2 separate regions of the Homo sapiens genome follow, and region 1 is linked to region 2. Evidence: read pairs that join two places in POLR2A ChIA-PET (ENCODE). Cell type or tissue: MCF 10A. All regions are shown on one strand.

Region 1 (4,000 bases), 240 kb after region 2:
AAAACACCCACAAGTATGCATTGATTTCTTAGAACAGAGAAAATTAAGTATTTTGAACCGAGGTTTTTCCTAGCTTAGGCTGATTACCATTTTTCCTCATTTACACTACGGCTTTTGGCTTTAATTACAGAGGTACTGTTTCATTTTTCCAACATTAAAGAATCTTTGCCTCACTGTATTCTATAATAATCCTCCAGGAACTTAAAAAGAGCATTTATTTCCCAGTGAATCCTGTCCTGCCTGATTTGCCTGAGAGTGAACAATGATGATGATTCAAGTGCTAAGTATTGGGAACACAGGATAGACCATTCTGGAATTAATGTGGCCATTATTAGCTTGCTGCAAGGACAGTAGAATTACCTGCCCCCTCCCCCTGCCACCCATGCTATTACTATTTTTTCCAGGGTGTGTATGGGGATGGTGGTGGTAGAGAAGTCATTTGAATTTAGGATGTGCCAACATAAGTCAACATGTTGGAAAGGTACAATAAGCCTTTCATTTTTCTTAGCATTCATCCAAGTATTTATTCATCCAGGGATCCATTCAATCATTAAACATTTACTGAGAACAAGCATTGTTAGGGTTGGAACACAGAGGTTAAACGCATAGCACCTGTCTTCAAGTGGCTAGTTCAGTGAGGGAAAGACAAAAATAATTACATTACAGATGTTTCTAGACTTATGATGGGGCTACATCTCAATAAACCCATTTTTAGTTGAAAATATTGTAAATCCAAATGCATTTGCTACTCTGATAAACCCATCATAAAGTTGAAAAATCTTAAGTCATTCTAAGTCAGGGACTGTCTATACATAAATGCTGCGATAAGGGGAAAATATTATATTGCAGGAGTTCAGAGACAATAAATCTAGGGGTAATTGGGGCCCAAGAGAGAAGCTCCCTTGAAAGATTTGACTTTGGAGAGTTTAAAAAGACAAGCAGAAAGCTAGGCAGGAGGCAGAGAGAGGGAGGGGAGGGCATTGGGAGACAGGTTGCAAGCAGATCAGACAACATGTCCAAAGGCTTGCTTTCTTTCATTTTGCTTTTGAGGACAAGGCTGTTGATTGTTTAAAATTAAAATACTAACCAGAGCGATTAGATTTAACACAAAGAGGCACACTTCCAGGGAACATAATAAACTCTGAAGACTTGTAAAACTAGCACACCTCTAGTGAGTTCAAGAAGCAGAGTGACTTTATTTTGGAAAGGGTTAACAAGCTTGTTTAGGTTATGAATCAACAGCACTGCTGGTCTGTTGAATTTGAAAACATCCCAAATTTGTATTATGAAAACAGAGGAGAATTAAAATGGTTCAGGGCAAGTACTGGTGTCTCTATAAAGGCAGCTTCCTAATTTCTTATCCTGGATTTAAGCTGTCACTAAGATCTTCCTTTTGCTTTGTCTACTGTATGATTATATGGACTGTTTATCCAGCTGAAGAAATATGTCTCTAAGACATAAAGTCTTTAAGTGATCCCTTTTGTAATAACCCAAATCTCTAGTAAGATTTTTTTTTTTTTTTTTTGGTGAGACTGGGTTTAGCTCCTTTACCAAGACAGGAGTGCAGTGGCAGGATCAGAGCTAACTGTAGCCTTGAATTACTGGGCTCAAGGGATCTTCCTGCCTCAGCCTCTGGAGTAGCTGGGACTATAGGCACACTACCATGCCTAGTTAATTTTTAAATTTTTTGTAGAGACAACATGTCACTGTGTTGCCCAGGTGGGTCTCAAACTCCTGGCCTCAAGCAATCTGCCCACATCAGCCTCCCAAAGGGTTAGGATTACAGGCATGAGCCACTAGGCCAGCCAGATTTCTATTATTTGACAAATATGAAGTCTCAAATGTCTTGTGGGATGCCTGCAGAGTATTCAAGGGATAATAGCAACTAGCCCTGACTAGGGATGGACTCCCATACTGGTAATGGCTTGTTCTTCTCTGACCTAAGGCAGATTACAAAGAGTCTGGTACAGCACCTACCAGCAAGCGCAAAGGTGCTCTTTGTTCAGGTTGTTGGGAAGTGCAATCAGGTGACCTTGTGTATTATTTGGTTACCGTAATTCTGGAAACAAGGAACTGTAGTCTATAGAACAGACACCTGGCTGTTCTGCAAGGCTGGATGCCTGTCTTCAGATGTTAGAAAATCAAAAACTTTATAATATGGGTATGCTGCTTGCTGCCTCCGAGAGAGGCACATCCATTCAAACACCAGGCATATCTGCTGTTGCTTCTGCCCTTCCTAAATCCACAATCTCCCTACAGAAGTGGTCCACAAATGACAGAGCCATTTCACAGACAAATCCTGTTTCCAGTGCAATGCTGCAAACATAGATTAAGTCATAACTTGGAACCCTTCCACTGAGAAAACTTACAAGAAGCAAAGCAACTTTTTAAAGCATAGCAAAATAAACATTTGCTCCATGACTTACTGAATTTGGCACATGAAAAATATGCACTTCCAGTAAACTTGGTGATTTAACTGAGGTACCGGCTTTACCTTCCTGGTTGCTCAAGGCCACCAGACTGCTCTGGGGGGCTGACCTCATTTCTACTTCTACCCTCTTCACTAAGTCTATTATTTGAGGCAAAGCATGTAACCTTTAGCTATTTTAGCTCCTCTAAGTGGGGCAATGCTGCTGGCTTTTACCATAGTCTTAGGAAAAATGTTGAATAATTATATTCTTTTCATGTAAACATTGTTTTGGTAGAACACACTGGAAAATTATGAAGCATCTAAATAATTTGAAAATGTCAGTTTGGGTTGAGGTGTTAACACCGGTTAGTCATCTAAAGAGATTTCCCTACATTGAGAGAATTTGTGGAAGGGGAGTGGAGGCATTGGAAATTTCAAATAAGAGATTTAATTCAACAAGAATTTACTGGGAACTCTGTGCCAGCTCTGTAATTAAGCTTTACAGGCAGTACAAAAGAACCAAGAGAGTGGGTCTTCAGGGAACTGGTTAGGGAACTGCCCCAGGCAATGTATGATGAGGTGCCAAATGAGTGAAAATATGGAATGCAATGAGGTGGGGGTTGCATCAGAAGATGTTACTATAAACTAGAGTGGGCATGGAAAGCTTCAAGGAAGTAGTCCATTTAAAGCTGGATTCCAAAGAAAGGTAAGGTTTGAAACATTTAAAAAGGAAAACAGAACTACAGATGGATATAGCATGGTAGAAGGAAGACGACAATGAAATAAGATCCCTCTGTATCAAATATGAACATAATCACTGCATGTGTTCATTTCATCTGATATACCTCAAAATAGTGCTTTCTAAGCTCTGTTGATCTGGTTACCAATGAAAAGCTCTAGCACAAAATGCATTCACTCAAAATAAATTTGGAGAATTATTTAAGGCCGTGCAACTCTTCTCCTTTATTCCTTTGAAAAAAATAATAAAGCTACCCTTTACTGAGTGTTTACTGTGTGGCAAGCACTGGGCTAAGCATATTATGTGTTATTTCATTTACTGGGATTTAGGGATGGCACTCTAACTGGAATTCAAACTTAGGCCTGTCTGATTCCAAGTCTAACTCTATGCTGTGATTTGCCCAAGACTAGTGTCGCCTGGATTCTCTATGGACCTTAGGGATTGTCAATGTACTTTCAGGGATCAGGCAACAGCTCTGTGCTGTGATGCTCCAGACTGTAGCTCTCACTGTATCTTCCAAGTATATTCCTGGCCCTTTCAAGGAAGTAATAGTAATAGCTACTTTTGGGGGGAAATGATATTATAATGCATGACCTACCCAAAGTGAATGAAATGCACTTTTAGAGACCACTGTTTGTACGCCATGTCAGCAGCAGAGTTTAAAAGACTCTCGTACAAGTTTAGGGGATGTCAACCTCTGTGCTTCTCCACTCTCATCCATTCAGGGGAGGCAAGTCCTGAGTGTTGAGAATACATGCAATAGGAAGACGAAAGAAAGGCAGTGTGTGACTTCCCCTCTGTCCACTCTGCTGGCTTTACTGCAGATAGTCTTGAAGATCCTGGACTGAAAA
Region 2 (4,000 bases):
CTGTACTAAAGAAAATTACTGACCAACTCCTAGGCTAAAGTAGTCCTCCTGTCTCAACCTCCGAAGTAGCTAGGACTACAGGTGCACACCACCACACCCACCTAATTTTCTAATTTTTTTGTAGTCGTGGTCTCACTATGTTACCCAAGCTGATCTCAAACTCGGGCCTCAAGCGATCCTCCCAACTTGGCTTCACAAAGCACTGGGATTACAGGCGTGAGACACCATGTCCAGACTCTAAATTTCAATCTTAAATATGAAGCAAACTTAACCAGGTAAAATAATTCACTTTCAGGCACCAATTCCTTCTCACTGTGTTGTGTTCAAATTACCAGTATTTCAAGAGTACATAAACATAACATAGTTTTTTTTTTTTTTAAGAGAGTGTCTCACTTTGTCACCCAGGCTGCAGTGTAGTGGCAGGATCTCGGCCCACTTCAGCCTTGACTTCCCAGGTTCAAGCAATCCTCCTGCCTCAGACCCCCAAGTAGCTGAGACTACAGGCATGCCCCACCATGCCCAGCTTATTTTTGTGTTTTTTGTGGAGATGAGATTTTGCCATGTTGCCCAGGCTGGTCTCAAACTCCTGGACTCAAGTGATCCACCCTACTTGGCCTCCAAAGTGCTAGGATTACAGGCACAAACCACCACGCCCGGCCTAAAAGTTACATTAATTTCTAATTTTTGAAGAATATTTCTAAATTTCTTTAAATTTTAAAAACAGTGAATATTCTTTGTCTTAAAAGAATCTTAATTTTATAGTGTCTGATAACCTTAGAAGTACTTTTGGAATCACATTTAGAATTTTTCTTCAGTGTTTATACATTAATGCATGAGTTATCAAGTTGTATATGGGCCTTACTATATGATTCTCCAATATTTCTTCCCAAACATATATTCACATGCAAGGTATGTTACAAAGAGGCATCTAGACATACATTTTGGGTTTTTTGTTTTGTTTTTTGAGACAGGGTCTTGCTCTTTTGCCCAGTCTGGAGTACAGTGATAAGATCACAGCTCACTACAGCCTTGACCTCCCAGGCTCAAGAGATCCTCCCACTTCAGCCTCCCCAGTAGCTGGTACTACAAGCATGTGCCACTATGCCTGCTAATTTTTTTAAAATGTTTGTAGAGCTGGTGTCTCTCTATGTTGCCCAGGCTGGTCTCAAATTCCTGGTCTCAAGCAATCCTGCTGGCCTCCCAAAGTGTTGGGATTACAGGCAAGAGCCACAGAGCCTGACATAGACATACAAATATATACATTTTGTATACATTTATAGCTAATTAATTTTAGGAAGTACTGGCATCCTTTTCACTCAACCAGAAGCCAGTGATAACATAGTAACGTCTTAATACATTAAGGAATAACAAGCCAGGCGCATAATTCCAGCACCTCTGGAGGTCGAGGTGGGCAAATCTCCTGAGGTCAGGAGTTCGAGATCAGCCTGGCCAACATGGGAAAATCCCGTCTCTACTAAAAATACAAAAATTAGCTGGTCGTGGTGGCATGTGCCTGTAATCCCAGCTACTCAGAAGGCTGAGGCACAAGAATCACTTGAACCCGGGAGGCAGAGGCTGCAGTGCGCCAAGATCATGCCACTGTACTCCAGCCTGGGTGACAGAGTAAGACTCTGTCTCAAAAAAAAAAAAAAAAAAATTAAGGAATAGCAATGACAGTGTGGAAGAGGGGAGTTGTAGAATGAGAAGGGTAGACCTAGGTTCTGGGTTCAGTAAGTTTAGATGGAGCATTGAACAAAATGCAAGTTGATTTCCTTATCTACAAAGTGGAAAAGTAGCTACCCAAGGTCATTTTCACCACTGGAGGTATGAGCTTATACATCTTTTTTTTTTTTTCAAGACTGGGTCTCTATCCTCCTGCCTCAGCCTCCAGATTAGCTAGCACCAGAGGCATGTGCCACCATGCCCAGCTAGTGTTTTATAGAGACAAGAGTCTTGCTTTGTTGCCCAGGTTGGCCTCAAACTCCTGGCCTCAGGTGATCCTCCCCCTTCAGCCTCCCAAAGCGTTGTTACACATCTTTTAAGTAAGAAGATAATGCTGTAAATAAGTTATATTGGACAGTCACCACATTGCTTCTAGGACTGTATTAGAATACTTATAGACGTTGAGTTCAACGTCCCTCAGGTTACATAAGAGCATTAATTATATTCTGTTTTTGCATTAACTCAACTACACTTTGATCAAAGTCCTATTGCCATTAGTTATAATTTGTTGAATGGCTGAACTTGGTATATTTATCAGGACTTCTGGTTGTAGGATAGCGAGAAATTCAGACTAGCTTAAGAAAAAACTGAATATATTAACTTGTAATTCCAGGAATAAAATATATTAAACACATCTGAATCCAGGAATCCAAATAATGCCCCGAGGACATACTCTTTTAGTGCTTCATCTTACCCTTTTTTATATTGGCCTTATTCTTTCATATTAGCCTTACTTTTTCATGTTAGATGGACCAGGAAAGATGACCCCTTTTATAGTTGAAGGATGACATACCACCTAGAGTCCCAAATCACCTTTTTTTTTTGGAGTCAAGGTCTGGCTCTGTCACCCAGGCTGGAGGAAAATGGTGCGATCTCTGCTCATTGCAACCTCCACCATCTCACAGGCTCAAACCATCCTCCCACCTCAGCCTCCCAAGTAGCTGGGACTACAGGCATGTGCCACCACACCAGCTAATTTTTGTATTTTTGGTAGAGATGGGGTTTTGCCATGTTGCTCAGGCTGGTCCTGAACCCCTGGCCTCAAGCAATCTTCCCTCCTGGCCTCCCAAAGTGTTAAGATTACAGGCATGAGCCACTGCACCTGGTGCCAAAATCACTTCTTAAGAGAGATTGTGATTGGCCAATACCTGGGTCATATTTTATACCACTTAAAATGGGTTTCTCAATAGAAAGAGTTCTGTTTCCAGAAAGGACAAAGTGATTACTACAGTCTTGCTATTTCAAGTGATGTCTAAACCAGCAGCAATGGCATCCCGCAGAAGCTCATTAGAAAAATCGACTATCAAGATCTACCCTAGAACACTGACCCACATGACCCAGGTGACATTTTTGAGATAGAACTTCGTAACTACTGAAATAGTAGGCAGTTATACCTTCAGAATTTTTTTTTTTTTTTTTTTTTTTTTTGAGACAGAGTCTCACTCTGTTGACCAGGCTGGAGTGCAGTGGCACAATCTCGGCTCACTGCAACCTCTGCCTCCTGGGTTCAAGTGATTCTCCTGCCTCAGCCTCCGAGTAGCTGAGATTAGAAGTGCGCAACACCACGCCTGGCTAATTTTTGGATTTTTAGTAGACACAGGTTTTCGCCATGTTGGCCAGGCTGGTTTCAAATTCCTGACCTCAGGTGATCTGCCCACCTCGGCCTCCCAAAGTGCTGGGATTAAAAGCGTGAGCCACTGCGCCCAGCCTTACCTTTGGAATTTTTATGTCAGTAATCAACATTTCTCAAAACTTCCATTACAAAATAATGACATAATTCTACCTCTTCATTTTTTGATATCAAAGTCAATACAGAAGGGAGACAAATGTTTCCAACTAGACAAAAACTTTATTAATATAGTTTATTTTGACTTTTGAGAAATATAATCTGCAATATTTTAACAAAAAATAACAGAAAAATAATGGGGAAATGAAATAAATGAATGAATATGGAAGGATCACTGCAAATCCAAGACAACTAGTGGTTTGAAAATCCAAAGGTATGTCTACCTGGAAATGGAACCAGTATCACTCTATTTGACTGTTAGACAGCATAAAGTTAAACATATAAGGAAAAAAAATTTTTTGAACCACCTTCGCAATACCAACTTAAATATATGATATCAAGATAGTATATCTTGACATAGCAAAAAAGCAATAAAGTTGCTTTGGAATAGTTTCTAGCATTTACATGTCAAAAATATTTATCCTAAGGTAATTCAAGAAAACAAATGTTTACGATGTTTATATTACAAATCTCTAATACAGCATAGCTAAT

The links. ChIA-PET counts read pairs that join two places held together with the same protein. Peaks named below come from ENCODE experiments on the same cell type or tissue, not always from the same donor. Only the 100,000 strongest peaks of a DNase experiment are listed, where the experiment ranks them.
Region 1: POLR2A ChIA-PET joins it to region 2 with 5 read pairs; 4 of 35 experiments call an interaction of 5 or more read pairs at or near these places.

Annotation. Positions count from the first base shown.
Region 1 is chr5:91,125,066-91,129,065 of GRCh38, reverse strand. The region is part of intron 87 of ADGRV1 (adhesion G protein-coupled receptor V1); the gene reads right to left. Among named protein-coding and RNA genes, the nearest start is that of LUCAT1, 190 kb to the left of the region's middle. In MCF 10A, no CTCF peak of the experiment used is centred here; a DNase peak (open chromatin) is centred at 2,385.
Region 2 is chr5:91,364,606-91,368,605 of GRCh38, reverse strand. No RefSeq gene overlaps it. Among named protein-coding and RNA genes, the nearest start is that of ARRDC3-AS1, 14 kb to the left of the region's middle. In MCF 10A, no CTCF peak of the experiment used is centred here; no DNase peak of the experiment used is centred here.